Regions from separate parts of the Mus musculus genome. Here region 2 is linked to region 1. Evidence: chromatin loops called from intact Hi-C (ENCODE). Cell type or tissue: heart. All regions are shown on one strand. Each heading gives the region's core, and the rest is flanking DNA. Links, peaks and the distances in the headings are about the cores only. Region 1 holds the start of Ralgps1 (Ral GEF with PH domain and SH3 binding motif 1). Region 2 holds the start of Zbtb34 (zinc finger and BTB domain containing 34).

Region 1 (9,636 bases), core at 2,458-4,957:
CCTTGTTTGACTTAGTTTTGTTGTTCTGCACATGTCCATTTTTGGGTTAGAGATAATGTTTTCTGAGCAGGCTAACTCATAGTAGAGAACTGGAATGTACAGGAAGGACTGCCTGTACACTAACTGCAGCATGCCTGCGTCTACCATCTGCTAGGGTATAAGAAAGACAGTTGCCTCTTCACTGAGAATTGACTGCCATGCTCCCCATCCCTCTGAGACCCATCATTGTTGCTGGAATCCTTATTGGAATGTTACATTCCATATCTTGAGAATCTTCCCAAATCCACTCACCCTGTCTTTTTTTTTTTTTTTTTTTTTTAAGATTTATGTATTTCATGTGAGTACAATGTTGCTGTCTTCAGACACAGCAGAAGAGGGCATCAGATCCCATTACAGATGGTTGTAAGCCACCATGTGGTTGCTGGGAATTGAACTCGGGACCTCTGGAAGAGCAGTCAGTGCTCTTAACCACTGAGCCATCTCGCCAGCCCCTCCCCGCTTTAAGTTCTTGATGAAGCACCCTGAGAATCTAGTCCCAGGGGTAACCCTGTGGCATCTGCCAGCACAGACTGGCTATTTCCAGTAATCTTGGTGTATATTCCCTCCACCTCTTGGCTAAGTGTGACATCATCAGCCGGTTACTCTGAAATTTAACTCTGGTTGCCATCAAAGGAAGCAGGCCCAGCACTGAGCACAGCGTTGAGGGAGTGCTTTTGTGGAGGGCTTCTGTAGCATCTCACAGCCCAGACACTGCCAGTTCTCTTATGAAGGTGTTCTATTCATTACTCGTGTTACTGCAACAAGTCACTGATAAGCAGTTTAGGAAGGGAACAGTTTGTTGGGATTCACAGTTTAAAGGCTCAGTCTGTCATGGAGGGGAAGGCCTGTGGCAGGAGCAGGAGGCAGCTGGTCACACTGCATCCTAGTCAAGAAGCAGAGGGTGGCAATTTCCCCTGTCAGCCTCTGTTCTCAGTTTCCGTTAGCCTGGAGTCCAGGTTAGTGATTCACCCACACTTAGGATGGGTCTTCCCACCTCAGTGAACAGTCTAGGAAATCTTTCACAGGCATGCCCAGGGGTTTCTTTCTGTGTTTCTAAATCTGTCAAGTTGACAATCAAGATTAACTACCTTGAGGTCATTAGCATGTGTATATCACAGATACTGGGCTTTTTGCCTATGTGTGCCCAAAGTCATAGGCACACTAACAGCAGCTAGGGCATATGGAGCTCCTGAGAGGCCAGGCTCTCCTTCATGGACTTTGTTTCACTCTTCCAACAGCCTGTGCAAAAGAGAGACTATTTTAAAGTGGTTTTTTAAAAAAATTATTTATTTTTTTATGGCTTTTCAACACAGTGTTTCTTGGGCTAGAGAAATGACTCAGTCATTAAAGGCTAGGCTCACAACCAAAAATATAAGACAGAATTTCTCTGTATAGCCCTGGATATCTTAGAACTCATTCTGTAGACCGGGTTGGCCTTGAACTTAGATCTATTTACCACTACCTCCCAAGAGCTGGGATTAAAGGCATGCATTGCCGCCACCACCACCTGGCAAGACAGTCATTTAAAAAAATATTTAAAAATTACTGTTAATAACTGTGTATGCTTGTGCATGCCTGTGTGTGTGTGTGTATGTGTGCACACTAATTTAGGTTCCTGTAGAGGTGGATGCCAGAGGTGACAGATCAACTTGAAGCCGAAATTATAGGCAGTTGTGAAACCTGATATAGATGCTAAGTACTGAACCTGGGTCCTCTACCAGAGCAGTATGTACTATTAACTGCTAAGCCATCTCTCCAGCCTCCTCAACATTCATCTTCCATAAAGAAACTGAGGCATGCAAAAAAGTAACTTGCATGTGTGCACACAGTTAGCTGCTGGCACAGCCAGACCGTGAACTCAGGCAGCAAGTCCTCTAAGCCTTATAGTAATTTATATTTAGAAAAACAACTATAGTACTTGTTTTTTTTTAAATTTATTTATTATTATATGCAAGTACACTGTAGCTGTCTTCAGACACACCAGAAGAGGGCAACAGATCCCATTACAGATGGTTGTGAACCACCATGTGGTTGCTGTGATTTGAACTCAGGATCTTTGGAAGAGCAGTCAGTGCATGTGCAGTGTATGTGCAGGTGATGCACACGCATGCAGAGGTGGCCAGAGGAGGATGTCAAGTGTCCTGCTTTATACTCTCCATCTTATCCCCATGAGATAGGGTCTCTCACTGAATCTGCTAGCCAGCAAGTCACAGCAAGTCTCCAGTTTCCATCCCCCAAATCCTAAGCATTAGGGTTACCTCTACAAGCACGTCCATTTTCTTTCTTTCTTTCTTTTTCTTTTTCTTTTTTTTTTTTTTTTTTTGGTTTTTCGAGACAGGGTTTCTCTGTGTAGCCCTGGCTATCCTGGAACTCACTTTGTAGACCAGGCTGGCCTCGAACTCAGAAATCCGCCTGCCTCTGTCTCCCAAGTGCTGGGATTAAAGGCGAGCGCCACCACCGCCTGGCTACGTCCATTTTCTTATGCGTGTCCTGAGCACTCCACTTTACGCTAGACCATCACTCCTAACTTTATAGCCATCTACCCAAGCTTCCTCAAGCTTGCGCTCAGCTCTCAGCCTCTCTGGATTCCAAATTTTCTAAAAGAATCCTCACACCATGCATCTCTTGTTTTATCTAAGGGAAACAGTTTAAGACTATCCTTCGGGCATCACTGTGTTCTTCATGCAAAATAGCAGACGTTTGCCTCAGAGATCCCCTATTCCCTCACCTCACTCTTAAAGTGGTTTAATTTCTGCTGATTCTCTTGTTTTCCTCTCCCTCTTCTTTTAAATAGTGCAGTATCTAAATCTTTCCATAAGCGACGCCATAGCAGCAAAAATTACGTTATCAAAATGATCTTGTCTACAAGTCCAAAGAGCATCCTACCCTCCTTTCTCTTGTAGGCGTAACAGAATTTTGCTGTGGTTCTGACTTTAGGGATTCACAGCCACCCACTGGCTTCCACGGTCTTTGTAACTTAGTATCTCTGCCTTTAAGCCAGATGATTTAAGCTCTACTCACTGCGTTTGCCTGGCCCAGCCATAAAAGGGTCTGGGTGCAGGGAGACAGCTTCCAGGCCCATTCTCCCTGCTTTGAACGCTATGGTCTTGGGCAAGACCCTCTTCAGGCCTAACTTTTACCTGTTGTGAAAACCATGGGTCAGTCTCAAGGACCTCGAAGTGTGTTATTGGATTGACTGTGATTGTCAATTTGACAGATTTAGAATCACATAAAGAAACCTAGGGATAGGTTTGTGAAGAATGGGACTAAGGTGATGATGTCTTGCTCACAAAGCCTTTTTTTTTTTTTTTTTTTTTTTTTTTTTTTTTGATGTTGTTGTTGAAAACGATAAACTCTAGGTAGGAATTTAAGAAGGACACTGGGTGAGGCCTGGAAGGATGTTTGTAGACTGAGTCTATTTCTAGGCAGGGGGTGGGCGTGGCGGGCGGCTGAGCCCGACGAGAACAGCAGAGCATCCTTGCAAGCCTGAGCGTCTGCAAGACCGAAGCGCAGGCCGCGGCTGGTGGGGTGGGGGGTGGGGGGGTGGGGGGAACGGGGACCGCTGCTGCAGCGGCTGCGCACTGGTGCAACCAGCCGGTTCATTTGCGTGTCTCCGCCCCTACGGCAAGCTGGTTGGAGAACCCTGGTATGGTGCCGCGCGCCGATTGGCTGAGCCGGCCGCCGCTCAGGCCCAGGAGTGGACGGTTCCTACTGCGGCTGGGCACCGGCTGGGCTCCCGCGTCGGCCTCGCGTTTCAAGCTTGCGCCTGGCTCAACCTCAATCCGGCCCCGGTCTCGGAACGAAGGCGCCGCTGCCGCTGGGCCTCTCGCAAGACCATGAAGAAGCGGTGGCAGCCACTGCGGCCCTCGTCAAGGTGACCAGCCCGGACTACAGCGGTGAGAGGAGCGGCTGGCGGGGCGGGGCCCTGGGCGCGAGCCGCTGCAGGTGCGGGGGGCGGAGGGGGGGGGAGAATGGGGGCGGGCGGGGCGGGATCCCCGGCCGGAGGGGGTGGGGCGGGGCCTCGGCTCGAGGGTGGGACCTCGGCTTGGGGTTGGAGGGGGGGGCGGGACCATGGCCAGCTCGGGTCCCAGGGACGCGAATGACAGCGTGTGGTTGTCGGGGAGATGGCGGAGCGGGGGGGGGGGGTGGTGGTGGTGGTGGTGGTGTTGGGGGGGAAAGGGCGCAGGTGCAGGAGGCGGGTCCCGCGGCCTGATGGATTGGGGGCGGAGCCTGGGCGCGAGGCGTGGGGTCTGGAGGGAGCTCAGGTCTCTGGGACCAGAAAGGGAACCTGTGTGTAGGTTAGCGGCGGGGAAAGGGCTCAGGTGCGAGGGGCGGGGCATGGGGTGGCAATGGGAGGGGCTGCAAGGAGAGTCTAGGGAAAAGCACAGGTGCAGTGGGCGGGGCTGGGGAAACCCTGTAGGGGCGGGGGCGGGGGGAGGCAGGGGGCGGGGCTGAGGATCATTGGCAGGTCCGGAAGCAGGGCTGCAGGTGAGGACTAGCCTGAGGGTGAGTGGGACCCTTTTTGGAGAAGGAAGAAGCTGCCCTCTCCGCCGCCGTCTTGGGGCTTTGGGTTTTCTGCAGGCTCTGGAGGCATCCATGGTTGTCTCTTGGAGGGGCAGGCCAGGGCAGCCTGTGTCTTTGCTGAGTCGTACAAGGATCGCAGCTGCCCTGGTTAATAGGCCGACTGCTTTCCTGAGCCAAACCGAGCCCTAAGTGGGCACACTGCCTTTGTTGTTGTTGTTGTTGTTTTTGTTTTACTCCCCTGTTGCTGTTGAAGGAGCTTGGCTGGATTTCGGGGTGGTTAGGTTTCATTGGTTGATCAGCTGTTGGAAAATGTGTGCTCTTCAAGAGTAGTCGTTGATGCTATGCTCGGAAGGGTTCTGGATCTCATGGTAGCAGATGCTCATGCAGATCTTCACAGTGCTGGTCTCAAAAAGATAGAAAAGGCAGCGTGGTGGGGGCGAAGAGGCGGAATGAGAACTTGGCTCTTTGGAGCTGGGACAGACACCTGGGAGTTATTTTTGCCTTTTTGTGTGTTTTGTTGTTGTCAAAGTGACCATCCCTGGTGCCTAATTGTGACCTTCCAGGGCCAGAGGGGAATTCCTTGTCAAGAGGTGAGTTAAGGTCTCTTTCTTGCCGGGCAGTGGTGGCGCACACCTTTAATCCCAGTACTTGGGAGGCAGAAGCAGGCAATTTCTGATTTCGAGGCTAGCCTGGTCTACAGAGTGAGTTCCAGGACAGCCAGGGCTACACAGAGAAACCCTGTCTCAAAAAAAAAAAAAAAACAAAACAAAACACACACACACACACACACACACAAAGAAAAAGAAAAAAGAAAAAAAGAAAAATAAAAGTCTCTTTCTCTTGAGAGTTTGAATCACATTTGTGTTGGGGAATTCCCTCCTCCAAACTAGAGGTGGTTTAGATTATGGTACTCCCTGTGCAGCCTTGGGCAGGAATGCAGCCTGGGGAGCCATGATGAATGGAAAGGGAAGCGTGTTTCCCTTGTTGGCTGACCTTTGGACCCCAGGTCCAGTGTGGATCTTAGCTGATGGGCTAGGCCTATAGTAGAGCCCATTGGAATACTCCCACTACCAACTTGATTCTGCCACGTTTCAGAAAGAAGACTTTAGGATGAAGAGCACGGCAGACCTTCATTAGGTATTTATGGAGACAGAAGGGAGAAATATGGTAGGGCCTCTGTGCTCCAGAAGTACCCTTTATCTGTGTGTGACCTTTGGGTGCCTTGTGTTTCCTCGAGAGTGCTTGGCTAATCTAACCTGACATGCTTTCACCCTGGGTTATATGGACTGAAGACAAGGTGCAGAAACTTCTTTGCTAGCTTGCATTTGCCTTCATTTTAGAAACGTGGGACTTTTGGGGGGACCAAATACCATGATGCTGGCTTCCCTTGCTACCATTGGCACTGGTGATTCAGAGCATCATGGGATGTTGCAGGGATAGGCTCCTGTTCCAGAAGCACTTGTGTGGCAGGTGCGAGGTCTAGAAGCAGCAGCGCGAGTTGTCCCATCCTGTCTTGGCAGAAGCTATGTGTCACCTAGGGACTTTCTCCTGTCCTTTGTGTTAAAACAAAGCTCCAAACCTGCATATCAGAAAATTAGATGGTTAGTTTTTTCCCTTCTTAAAAATATTTTTATTACATTTATGTGTATTTCTGTGCATGTAACAGTGTGCATGTGAGGGTCAGAGGATAACCTGTGGGAGTCTGTTCTCTGCTTCTACCGTATCGGGTTCTCAGGCTTGGAGGTAGGCACCTTTATAACCTCTGTTTATAACCTCTGAGCCCTTTCACTTGCCTCATAATTGACTTTATTTTTTTCATAGTTAGCTTTTTAATTTGTTATTAGGGCAACTGCATTCAGAGCTGAGAGAAAACTGCATAATAGAAAACTGTTGTGATCTGTCCCCAGCGTGTTCCTTACAGCTCTGGCTTGGTAAGCAGGCAGATTGGCTTGAAGCCTCCCACTGTTCCTTCTGCTGTATGACCTAACACCAGCTTTTTACTTTCTCAGAGTTTTGGTTTCCTTAGCTGTAAAAATGAAGAGCAAGCCTGATTTACCTTGTAAATTTGTTCTGAAGACACAACAAGCCATTTGAAGGTACTGCAATTCCATGGCACCCAGCACTGGAACCTTTCCCTCCCTGTCCCAGCCCCTGGCTGCCCAGCTTCCAACATTGGTTACACAGAACAGCATGTGGCACAAGGAGAGGAGGACCAGGAATTCTGAGGCCTTTGCCTCTTATATAACCTCAAATAAGTCTCCTTTTCTCTGCAGAGCTACGCTTTCTTAGCTGAGTGGAAGAGCGCTGGACAGTGTGATCCTTAGGAGGACTAACTCTGCCTTCTGATTGGCAAGCTGAAAATCTTAACATTTTTCAGAAAAGCAGGAAGGTGGAAGTCAGTGGCCCATGGTTTACTTTAAAAAAAAAATCTGTCTACAGGCTGAACAGGTGGCACAGTGGTTGGGACACTTGCTCCAGAGGACCTGAGTTTTCAGTTCACAGCACTCAACATCAGGCAGCTCACAACAGCCTGTTTCAGAAAATAAAACAGAGCAATATTGCTCCTTTTGGGCACCTGGTAGGAAGTTACCAAATCTTTGTTGAAGGAGCAGATGAAGGCTATTCTTTAGGAAATCAGTCTGGCTGACTGTCTCCCCTGCTCACAAGTCTGCTGTACCTTCAGCATATGTTTTGTCTGTTGCACAAGAATGTCACAGCCAGATGTGGTGGTGGACATCTTTAATCCTGGCATTCAGGAGGCAGAGGCAGACAGATCTCTGTGCCCCTTCCCTCTACTTGGTCTGGCCATATTTATTTCATATATGTGGGTACACTGTCACTATCTTCAGACACAGCAGAAGATGGCATTGGATCCCATTATAGATGATTGTAAGCCACCATGTGGTTGCTGGGAATTGAGCTTGGGACCTCTGGAAGAGCAGCCGGTGATCTTAACCACTGAGCCATCTCTCCATCCCAATCTCTGTGCTTTTAAGGCCATAATTAGACCTGGTCTCAAGCAAGAAAATGATAATATCACAGTGCTGTAGTGGACTTTGTGAGATTCAACATGAAAGGCAAAAACTGTGATGCAGGAAGAGATAAGTTGGGGTGAGGGATGGAAGGGCAGGGTGAGAGAAAACAGAGAGGGATAAATGACAAAGTCATGGAAACCAATACACATAGACACACACACACACACACACACACACACACAGAACTAAAATAGGGTTACTCTGTAACAAGGTACCAGTGCTCACTGGACTCCACAGACTAACAAATAAAAAGTTCAGTTCCAGGACTCAGTTACCTCTTTAGTCAGTGAGATTCCTTAGACCCTCAGAACATTATAGGCTCTTGCCAGTACTATTAGCTGCTCTTCAGAACTTGAAGTTAAGACCCCATTGTTGAAGAGGCCACATAATTGAATCATAGACCACAGAGAAACCTAGCTGGAAGCTTTATTCACAGTTTCATAGGCCTGGGACACTCACCAGAGGAGGAAAGTGATCATTGATCTTACCAGCTGGCAACCCTGTGAACTACAGTGCCTGGCCTGGCAGACACGCCCACTGGTGCACTGGTGGCGTGAATGTCACAGTAGTAACTGATCCTTTTCTGATTGGATTTAAGACCCATTTCACATGATGACCAATACCTGGAACCATTATGGGCCAAGAATCTGTGACTAGATTGGTCATATGCCCCAGGTAAGAACTCCTAATACCTATCATTATACCTGTAGAGAAGAGCATCCTTCAGCCCTCCCCTCATTAGAGAAGTTGCTTCTTACAGTAGATGACAATTAACACAGAGATTCACACTTGTTAAGGTGCAGAGAATAAGAGACGGTGGAAAGCTCAGCCCTAGATGGGACATCTGTATCACATTCCTCCCACTGAGGCTTGAGGATCATTAAAGAGGAAGGGGATGGAAAGACTGTAAGAGCCATAGGTGGGGGATGACTCTGAGGAAACAGTGTTTCCAGACACAGCAGGGCAGCTGCACATAGGAGTTCATAGCAGCTGCGGCAGCATGTACAAGATCTGTGCAAGCCTAAGCCAGACCAAATTCCAGCATAGAAAGGAGAGGTGGTCCCACCTCTGGCTCAGGAGCCATTAGCACCTGATAGCTGCTGGAAGAGGTGAGAGTCAGTTTTCTTTCCAGGTAGCCCTTGGTATGTTTGCTGTGCTCCAGTGCAGTCCCACACATGCACGAATATATGAGCAGCACAAGCTGGACTTGGTGGATTTAAAGCAAGAGCAGAGAGGACACAGAGTTCCGTGGCTAGGGAAGGAGTGGGCCTGGGAGGAGTTGGGGTGAATATGATGTGTGAAATTCTCAGTGAGCTACTTAGAAAGAGAGAGAAAACAGGCTGCCCTCCGGTCCTGTGCAGTCTCAGTGCAGACAGCACTCGTGCGTGTGTTCACATAGCTTTCTCCTTCACAGTCTGTTCTTTTAAATAGTGCTCTAAAACTTTTATCTCACAAGCTTAAACAAAACTTACAGGGAGTATTTTAAGCAAGTAGGGGGCTCAGATGTTAGGTGTCTGTCTTCCCTCAAGCTGGCAGTTCCAAGTCCTCTCCTTGGAGGAGGCGGCTGTAATCGGTTATTTATTCTATATTCTTTTCTCTTGCAGCAGTCTGTACACACCACCTGCCCCTTTGTATATCCATTGACTTTAGTCTGGAAAGGTTCCCAGCAGTGGGGACCGCTCCAGCTGGTACATAGAAGTCCTCTGATACTGTAAGCACTGGTTTATACCCCCACCCCTCCCACATGGTGTTTACTCATTCCTGCCTAGTAGTCATTGTTTAGAAGACTAACAAGAGATGTCCCCTTTTCTCTAGGGATGAAATGGCTCTAGTCCCAGTGAACAATAGGTTAAAGGGCAGTGCGTGTACTTGGATGTGAGACAGAAAACTGAAAGAGAAAGGAAAGGGGATTTGCACGCTGGGATTGAAAACTGATTTTCCATGTAGCCTGTGACTTGGGTCTAGCTGTGGTACTTACTGGCTGTATGACATGGGCAGTTTACTTACTGGTCCTGGGTGGTGATAATCAGTCTTGAGC
Region 2 (9,636 bases), core at 3,691-6,190, 60 kb before region 1:
CTTCTCACTCTCTCCTGTGACATATGTCCGTATTTATGTCTCTTTCCCATGAAAGTGTAGCAGCGTGTAAGTATCGTCATAGTCATAGTTTGGATTTTTTCCTGTCCTGTCTGCTTCCGGATCCCAGCATCTCTCCCCTACGCACGGTGCTTAGGGAATGTTCAATAAACGTTTGTGGAACGATTGAGCATGTGACAGGAACTTCACAGCAGGGTCTCCAGGCTCCGGGGGGGGGGGGGGGGCTGCACAGCCTGCTGATTCTGCTTTGCAGCGTGGCAGCCTTGCCTTTCGGAGGGACTCCCCTCAGCTCCTTGTCCTGCAGGCTGAACAAGCTAGCTGAGCATGTGTGAGGACCCCAGCAGGCAGGATCAAAGTCAGAACCCTGCCCTCTGCTTACACATGAAGAACAAGTGAAAGGAGAAGTCACGGGAACAATGAACAAATATATACATTGGTCAACCCTCTTCTCTTTTTTCAAAGCTGATGAAAAGAAAACCCAAGCAAAGGCGAGGGTGTTCCTGCTCCTCCTACAGTGCCTATGAAAGGGGGGGAGGATTACAGAGCCCCCCAACCTCCCAATGCTGCTGTCTGAAATTTTAGGTGAGGACCCCCAAGCAATCACATGTCATGATTTTTATTTTTCAACAGCTTTCAACTCTGAAGGGTGAGTTCCTATCACATCTAAGGTTAACTATTTGCTCTGGCGGAGATCTGCCTGGAGCAAAGAGAAGATTCCATCTTCCAGGGTGTCTTCAGAAGGTCTTGGTCATCAAAGCCATCCCGAAAAGCCCTCTGACTTCTAAGTGAGGGCCAGCAATGCCCCTGATCTGATGTTTGATGGGCAGGAGGTTGGCTTTACATTAAACACACGTGACTGCAGGAATGCTCTCCTGCACAGCTTGCTCACTGCGTTCTAATCCAGGGTGTGCCCAGCGGGTTTCTACCTGCTTATAACACTGGGGCCATCGTCACCTCACCGTTTCAAACAAGGCTAGATTTGCAGATGTCTCCTTTTTCCTGGCTGCATGTGACAAAGTATGTGAATTATAGTAGTCCATTTAAGAAGTCCTGGTTAGTTGGGTAGTGGCGCATCCCTTTAATCCCAGCAGAGAGGGAGGCGCATCACTGCCAGCTGATTCTGTTGGCAGCATGTCAGGCAGCCTTGTCTTTCCTATTGGACTCTCTCAGTGCCTTGTCCTAGGTTTGAAACTTAACACACACATGACCATGTACACATACCTCTGCACATACAATTCCCCAACCCCCCACAGAAACAGTCCCTGCCCTTGGGAACATAATCTTAGAAGCAAAACCAGGTTCCTATTATTTCAACACATATTATTAAGTACCAAGCGTGAAGAAATAGGAAAGAAACAAGTTCTCATCCTTATGTAGTTGATAAGACAGTCGGTGGGTAATGCAGATAATTAGCACACAATGGTACAGGGCATTAATTAATCACACTGTGATTACTTCAAAGAACTACAGAAGACCAAGAGAGTCAATTACAAAGGACGGTGTTGGAAAGTCAATTATCAGGAACAGGCTTGCTGAATCAATAGGAAAACCAGAGAGCAAGCTAAGAAGAAGATGGGGGTTGGGGGAAGGTGGGGGTTAATGTCATTGTGGGTATGTGGGGGGAGAGGGGGATGTCAGTGTGGTTATGTGGGGGGATGTCATTGTGGGTATGTGTGGGGGAGGTGGGGGGATGTCAGTGGGGGTATGTGTGGGGGAGGTAGGAGGATGTCAGTGGGGGTATGGGGGTATGTGTAGGGGAGGGGGGATATCAGTGGGGGTATGTGTAGGGGAAGTGGGGGGATATCAGTGGGGGTATGTGTAGGGGAGGTGGGGTGATATCAGTGGGGGTATGTGTAGGGGAGGTGGGGGCATGTCAGTGGGGGTATGTGTAGGGGAGGTGGGGGGATGTCAGTGTGGGTATGTGTGTGGGGAGGGGGGATGTCAGTGCAGGTATATGTGGGGGAGGTTGGGGGGATGTCAGAGGCAGTGCTCAGGGGTCAGTGGGTGTCAGAAGGGCTCAGGTTTAAGAGAGGCAAGACCCACTTGGAGTCTGGGTTTTCCTCAAAGCTGGGCAGGGTGAGCCAGGAGCTGAGGTGAGAACAAATCATTTCTCTTGTGAGAATTGCTATGTTGAAATAGTTGGGGGTGGGGAGAAAATCCTTTCTTTCTCTTTCCTTCCTTCTTCCTTTTTTTTTGTTTCTCTGGTTTTTTTTTTTTTTTTTGTTGTTGTTGTTTTTTGTTTTTTTCAAGAGAGGGTTTCTCCGTGTAGTCGTGGTTGTCCTGGATCTCTCTCTGTAGACCAGGCTGGCCTGGAACTCAGAAAGATCTTCTTGCCTCTGCCTCCCTAATGCAGGGATTAAAGATGTGCACAGCCATCACCTCCCCGCTTTATTTTATTTTTACAAGCTTGTTTCTTGCTGATCAAGAATATTTATTGTACCAGGTGTGGTGGTGCACTTCATTAATCCCACCATTCTGGAGGCAGAGGCAGTTGGGTCTATGAGTTTGAGGCCAGCCAGAGATACATCTCGTGAGACACTGTTTGGGAGCTTGGGGGGAGTGAGAATATTTAAGTATAGTTACATCCTATAACCCAGATTTGAAGCTGAGATGGAGTACCTGGATTTCCCAGTATTATTGCTGCCTCTTCTGATGGACAGGCCAGTATTAAGTGCCTTGCCTCAAAATTAGCCTGAGAGCTGAATGCTGCTTTGGTCCTGGGCCTGCCTCTCTCTTAAACCATAATATTCTCTACGGACTTTTTTTTTTTAAAGATTTACTTATTGTATGTATGTATGTATGTGAGTCCACTGTCTCTGCCTTCAGACACACCAGGAGAGGGTACCTACCAAGTCCCATTATAGATGGTTGTGAGGCACCATGTGGTTGCTGGGAATTGAACTCAGGACCTCTGGAAGAGCAGTCAGTGCTCTTAACCATCAAGCCATCTCGGTGGACACTCTACAAATCACACCCCACCCCCAGCATTACCATTTAACAGAAGAGAAGCTCCAGGTCAGAATTACCACCTGTCTCCATCACACAGGCGGTGAGTGTGTGTGCCAGAGGTAGGCCTCCAAAGAAGAGAGAGCTATCTGGCTAAGTGTGTGTGTGTGTGTGTGTGTGTGTGTGTGTGTGTGTGTGTGTAAGTTTGTGTTCATTCAACTCCTCCCCAGAGTCAGCATTGTGAAGGAACTCTCACATAATGTGAGGTTCTAGAAGTAAGTGGACATCTTGGATCTGTTAAGAGTCAGGCTCCCCCTGCTGGTCTACTACTGCTTATGTAGGAGGCAGGTGGATGGAACACAGCAGGTGTCCATCCTGATGAGAAAGTCCTGTGTGCCCTCTAAGGACGCCAACATTTGCCCACATAGATATCGGTCTGGTCATATAAGACTGCAGGGTGAGCCGGGCAGTGGTGGTGCACGCCTTTAATCTCAGCACTTGGGAGGCAGAGGCAGGTGGATTTCTGAGTTCGAGGCCAGCCTGGTCTACAGAGTGAGTTCCAGGACAGCCAGGTCTATACAGAGAAACCCTGCCTTGAAAAACAAACAAACAAACAAACAAAAGACGCCCAAGTGGTCTGGTATGAAATAGTAAGGGTAGATAGATGGTCAGTCCTTTAAGACATTTGGCAGGAAGGCCAAATCCTTAACATTTTAGACTCCATTGTCCTTAACACATGCAAGCACTGTCACCGTCGAGAAACCAGATTGTTACCCACACATTCAATAAGAATCAGTTAAAATGATGAGCCCCAGCCGGGTGTGGTGACGCACGCCTTTAATCCCAGCACTCGGGAGGCAGAGGCAGGTGGATTTCTGAGTTCGAGGCCAGCCTGGTCTACAGAGTGAGTTCCAGGACAGCAGAGCTACACAGAGAAACCCTGTCTCGAAAAACAAAAAAAAAAAAAAAAAAAAAAAAAGATGAGCCCCCAGGCTGGGTTCACAGGGAAACAGAATCTCATTGCTGTGGACATTGTGAACAAGCCCAGACTTCCTGCCCGAGGTAGTCTGTTTTGTTTTGCTTTTTCTTCTTCTTTTTAGCTGTTCCTTTTTATTGTATGTGCTGGGTGTTTTGTCTCCATGTATGTGTGGGTACCACGTACATGCTTAGTGTTGGGAGAGGCCAGAAAAGGGCGTTGGATCTCTAAAACAGGAGTTATAGACAGATTGAGGCCTGACATGTGGTGCTGAGAATTGAACCTAAACAGTCAGCTGTCTTTTTAAATTAGATATTGTCTTCATTTACATTTCAAATGCTATCCCAGTCAGCAGTCTTAACTGCTGAGCCATCTCTCCAGCCTGTGGGTTCTTGTATTATTATTATTTGGTTTTTCGAGACAGGGTTTTTCTATAGACCTGGCTGTCCTGGAACTCACTCTGTAGACCAGGCTGGCCTTGAACTCAGAAATCTGCCTGCCTCTGCTTCCCAAGTGCTGGGATTAAAGGCGTGTGCCACCACTGCCCGGCTGGGATCTTGTTTTAAAGCCAGATAGCCTTCTTTTTGCAGAAGAGAAAAGCTGCCCAGGTAGTTGGGCATGGGGACTCACACTTGTAGTGTAATCCTGGGTACACAGATCTGTTTGAGTTGAAGGCCAACCTTATATATATAGTGGAATTCTGTTTTTTAAGACCTTGTCTCAAGGCAAGACCCTAAAATAATAAAAATAGAAATAAAGAACTTAAAAAGCATGGCTTAGCAGGTCGTAGGTGTGGGGCTTTCCACAGGCTTAGGGTCCGGGTGCACACGGTCGAGTCCTGCTCCGGCCAGCAGGTGGAGCCAAGGAGAAGGCGGGCGGAAGGCCACGGGCCGCAGAGTCGGGATTTCAGGCTCCAAACCCGGGTTGCTGTTCAGCTACCCGCCCGTCTACTGGTCGGCCTGCAGCACTAGCCAGGAGCTGGGATTCCGACCGGCCCGCCGCGAGAAGTCCGGCCATATCGACACCCGCCCGGGTCCGCGCCTGCCCGGAAGCGCGGGCGCCGAGGGGGCGGGGCCTGGAAGCGCTTCCGGGGGCGGGGGGCGCGGGCAGGGGCGGCAGCGGGAGCGGCGGGGAAGGGCCTGGCGCCGGCGGCGGCGGCGGCGGAGGGGGCGCCGCGGGCGGGCGATGTGAACGCGGCGCGCGGCCCAGGTGAGGCTGGCGGGCTGCGGGCAGAGGCGGCAGGGTCGGGGCGACCCGTGGGGCGGCTGTCCGACCTCCCCCGTGAGCGCGGCGGGACGGGGGAGAGGCTGCCTGGTCAGTGTCGGGGCCGGCCGGGCGGGGTCTTGAGGCCCGGGCACCTGCCGGAGGCCAGGCGCTTGGCCCCGAGGGGTGGCGACCCGGGGCAGCTGCCCTGCACCCCTCCAGCCTCCGCCCCGGGCGGCTCGCTCTCCCTCCCGTACCGAGGGGTCTTAGTGACCGTTGTCCCCGGAGAGCCAGGCCCGGTTTGCGGGGGTCAGCGGGAGGCTGCCCAGGAGCCGCTGCCTCTGGCCATCGCCGTGTGCCAGGTAAACAGGCGGCGCGTGTTAAGCTTGGCCTGGGTGGTCTGCGTGGCCACTGGCGCAGGGCTGAGGACGGACTGGGGAGGGGGCGTGTTAAAATACTGCTCGCCTAGGCCAGGTGACTGTTAGGGGGCTACTCAATTCTGGGACGCCCCATCTTGAGGTTTTCAGCAAGTCTTTCCCATTCCATGCTGGGCCTCAGTTTCTCCATGTAAGAACTGAGAGTTTAGATGAACTCCCTACAGACCTCTCATGCTGTGAATATCTGACATTGCAAGGTCTATGCCTGGTTCAACACGCTGGGCAGTTCTACCGATGTCTCCCCCTCCACTCCAGATGTAGACTTTTTAACCACTTCGTGCACTTTGCCTCGGGGAGGTTTAAAATGATTCCCAGAAGGGTTTTCTTGGAAATAGCTTTACTGATCCTTCATCGTTCCTTGCTGCCGTCCGTAGTTTTCCCGTGGAGCGTTTTGCATGCAAACATTTTGCTGTCCGTATTTGCCCATTCTCTCTTTGTTCCCTAGTCTAGGCTGTTTTTGCTTCACATCTGGATTATTGCAACAGCTTCTTAGTTGGTCTCTGACTCCAGAGGTTTCACCCTCCCCCATCCTTCCTTTATGCTAACGCCAAACTTAGTGTAGGAAGTTTAAAAAAAATAGTAGAGTGCTTGCTTAGTAAAAGTCAAAATGCAGTTGAGTGGTGGACGAAAGGAGTTGAAGGTACAGTGAGTCTCCAAGGCTTTACAGTGGGTGTTCAGACATTGCCTGTGACTAGGTGATGTCTGTGACACAAGGCCACGTCCCGTGGAATTCAGCAGGAGAGGTATAGGTCAGCGAAGGGTGGTACTTGAACTGTGTGTTAAAGGGGAGTAGGATTCAGATAGGGAAAAAAGGATCCTATGGAGTTAGTGATTAGTGCAGCTTCCTGGCCGAGGAGGGGTAAGATGGGAGAGGAGGCGTAGGAAAGGTTGATTAGGCTTGGTTCCTGAAAGATCTTGAACACTAGGCCAAAGTTGAAACTATTCTAAAGGCAGGCATATTCCAAGAAGAGACCAGGGTTGCTAGAGGTGGAAGGAATAGAGGCTAGGACATAGGAATAGTGAGCTAGGGGGCCATGGCAGTCAGAGCCATGTTGAGAGCTGAACAGTGAGTATCCTTTCTGCTTGCTTCACGCTGTCCAGTCTTTGCTACTTCTCCAACCCCCTTTCAAGGGTCTCCACGGTTTGGCTTTTTCCCTCTCACCTGAACCTAACCTTTTTTTGGCCTCTGTTCTCCAAGTTTGGCCAGCTTAGGACTGCCTGTAGGGCTGTTCCAGGCCTCTGAGCGAGCACATTCTCCATTTCACTTCCTTCAAGCCCCTGCTGAAGATACACTTCCTCCAGAGGGTGTTCCCTCACCGCCCTACCCCCATGCCTTTGTGGCACTGGGACTCCAGAGCAAGCTTGCTTGGTTATCGAGCTTGTCCTGGCGCAGCCAGAGCAGGAGTTTTGTGTGAAGGCACAGCATGTATGGTAATGCTTCTTTCAGACTTATGCTTGCTGCCTCATGCTGGAACTGGAGATTTGAGAATAGTTCCTCGTGTGGCTCCTGATTTTTGTTGGTAAACAAATTTTTTTTCTTAAAGGAGAAGCTGTTAGTCGTTATGAGCTTGTTCTGTCCTCTGTAACTACTGGTATTTAATGCTGCATTGCCAGGTGGATGATTTCAGTTTTCTTCTCTGATGCAGAAAGCACAGAATAAATTCTGTAAAATGTTAGTGTTTATTCCTAATCAGGAAAGAAGAAAACATGTCATTCTTAAGTCTAAGGCTACGGGAAGAGAAAGTCGGTATCAGGCAGGCCTGGGTCTGGATCTCCGCACAGCTACTCACTAGCTGTATGTATGGGCTTGAGCCATTTCTCTCATTTGCTGAGCTTGTCTTTTCTTTCCTTCTTTTCTGGTGCTGAAGAGTTAATTAACCCAAGGCCTTACACATGCTAGGCAAATGCTCTACCACTGACTTACATTCTCAGCTTTAGCCTGCCTTTTCTTACTTGTTATGTGTAGTAAAGTCTGGATTGTAGGGATTTTACAGCATCGTGTGCATCTGCATGTCTGTGCTTTTCTACCTCTCTCACATCTCCACTTTATCCTTTGAGACAGGGTCTCATTGTATCTGAAGTTCACTGTTCAGCCAGACTGGTTGTCCTGGTTGTCCAGCAAGCCCTAGAGATTCTCCTGTCCCCACCTCCCCAGTGCTGGGATTACAAGCATGAACCTCTCTGTGTGCATGCTACTTACATGGGTGCTGAGAGTCCAAATTCAGGCCCTCCTGCTTGCAGAGTAAGCTCTTTAGCACAGACTGAGCCCTCCCCACAGCCACAGGATTGTTCAGTGAAGATGGCACACAGGGAGATAGCAAAACTTAGGGACCCTTGAAGACATTTTATTATGATGATTAGGTGTGGTATATTAGAAGTGGAGTGGAGATGGGTTGCCAAGCTCTGCCTAGCCCATCTGTACATGTCTCTAGTCTGCCTTCCAGCTGAAGCAAGAATGTCAAACATTATAAACCTAGAGTACCATCATTTTGTTATATTTCTGTTAATTTTCATGTTATTTTAGTTAAAATTCTGTTTCATGCTTTCAAACTTAATTGTGTCCATTTAATGTTTTGTAGCTGACAAACTGCTGAATTTAGCTTAGTGAAGGTCACCAACTGAGCACAGTTAAGCTTCTAATGGTTATTTTCTGTTGATGTTGCTGGCATGGAAAGCACCCTGGAAGAATGCAATTCAAGGTGAGCCTTTCTAATCCGTCTGTTATAAGAAGTGGAACGTGTATATTTTTCCAGGTCTCCTGAAAAGCCAGCCATGAGCAGATAAGCTGCTTCGCCTTAATTTATATTGAAAAATTTGCTTTAAGAAAGCTTACTCCTGGGCTGGAGAGGTGGCTCAGCTGTTAAGAGCACTGACTGCTCTTCCAGAGGTCCTGAGTTCAATTCCCAGCAACCACATGGTGGCTCACAACCATCTGTAATGGGATTCAATGCCTTCTGGTGTGTCTGAAGACAGCTGACAGTGTACGCACATACATAAAATAAATAAATAAATAAATCTTAAAAAGAAAGAAAGCAAGCTTACTCTTTCTGCTTGAAACATCCTTTCAGCTCACGATTCCAATGTGAAATGTCTATACAGGAGCAGTGGTGCAGAACTCTGCTGTCTTACTGGGGAGGATCACTCGGATCCAGGAGCTTGAACCCAAACTGATAATATAGCAAAACCCTATCTTTAGAAGAAAAGCAGAGATTTTGAAACACTTTGTGAGGCCTACTTATTTGACAGAATAAAAAAAATGAGCATTTCACAGTCAAATTTTGAAAATGATTCGAAGTGTTGGTCCAATTATGGCCCCTTAGCACGATGTCAGACCAGCTGACTTTTATAGGTTATCTTGAATGGAATTTGTCTTTTTACTTGAAGTTGATCATGAGGATAGGTACCAAGAAAAGCCACACATCTCACCGGAAAGCCCGAGTTAAAGTTCTCTTCTTACGGAGAGGTATATACTTTCGCTCTTGAGACTGACAAATGTCATTTCAGTTCCTGGCTGGGTCAGTCATTAGCTGAATGACCCTAGGAAAGTTCCTTGTCTCTTGGAGTGTGTCTCCTCATCTGTGTGTACAGTGGGAATAGTTGCAACATCTGTGTCTGTTGCCAGGAGGAACTTCCTGTGCACAGTGTAGGGCAGGAGCTAAGGGCAGGGAGTCCTCACTGTTGCTGGTGAAGTTTAAGCAGCCATCCCTCTCCTGGGTGGAAAGCTCAGACACAGCTTCCAATGTTTTGCATTGACTAAGACAAATCACACCCTCCCCAAATTAGTGTATCTGGGCAGACCTGGAGAGTGTTAGCGCCTTGCTCAGAAATGTAGCAGTTCGGGATAAAAATGTTCTCGCACATGAATTAATGCAGTAAGAACTCTAAACTTGTTTTCCTTTAAATTAGGAAGCGCCCTTCATGAATATCCATCACAGAATGCCATTTCCTCCCCTCCCCCCCTGTCTTTCTTGCTTTGAGCTTCATCAGCAGCACAATGCTTCCTGCAGCCCTGCTGCTCCTTGGGCTGCTCTAAGCCTGTGTTTGGAATCACAGGCA

The links. A loop is a pair of places that touch in the nucleus more often than their neighbours do. Peaks named below come from ENCODE experiments on the same cell type or tissue, not always from the same donor. Only the 100,000 strongest peaks of a DNase experiment are listed, where the experiment ranks them.
Region 2: a loop joins it to region 1, with 3 times the contacts of the local background. A loop is called at or near these places in 2 of 42 quality-filtered maps.

Annotation. Positions count from the first base shown.
Region 1 is chr2:33,365,569-33,375,204 of GRCm38, reverse strand. It overlaps Ralgps1 (Ral GEF with PH domain and SH3 binding motif 1), which reads left to right and starts at 3,711. Exons shown (of 20, transcript NM_175211.5): 1 at 3,711-3,935. In heart, for the core only: no CTCF peak of the experiment used is centred there; DNase peaks (open chromatin) are centred at 3,704 and 4,434; H3K4me3 peaks cover 1,683 bases; H3K27ac peaks cover 1,054 bases.
Region 2 is chr2:33,426,744-33,436,379 of GRCm38, reverse strand. Zbtb34 (zinc finger and BTB domain containing 34) reads left to right here and starts at 5,056. Exons shown (of 3, transcript NM_001085507.1): 1 at 5,056-5,149; 2 at 8,160-8,279. The coding sequence starts at 8,248. In heart, for the core only: no CTCF peak of the experiment used is centred there; DNase peaks (open chromatin) are centred at 4,959 and 5,499; H3K4me3 peaks cover 1,860 bases; H3K27ac peaks cover 1,714 bases.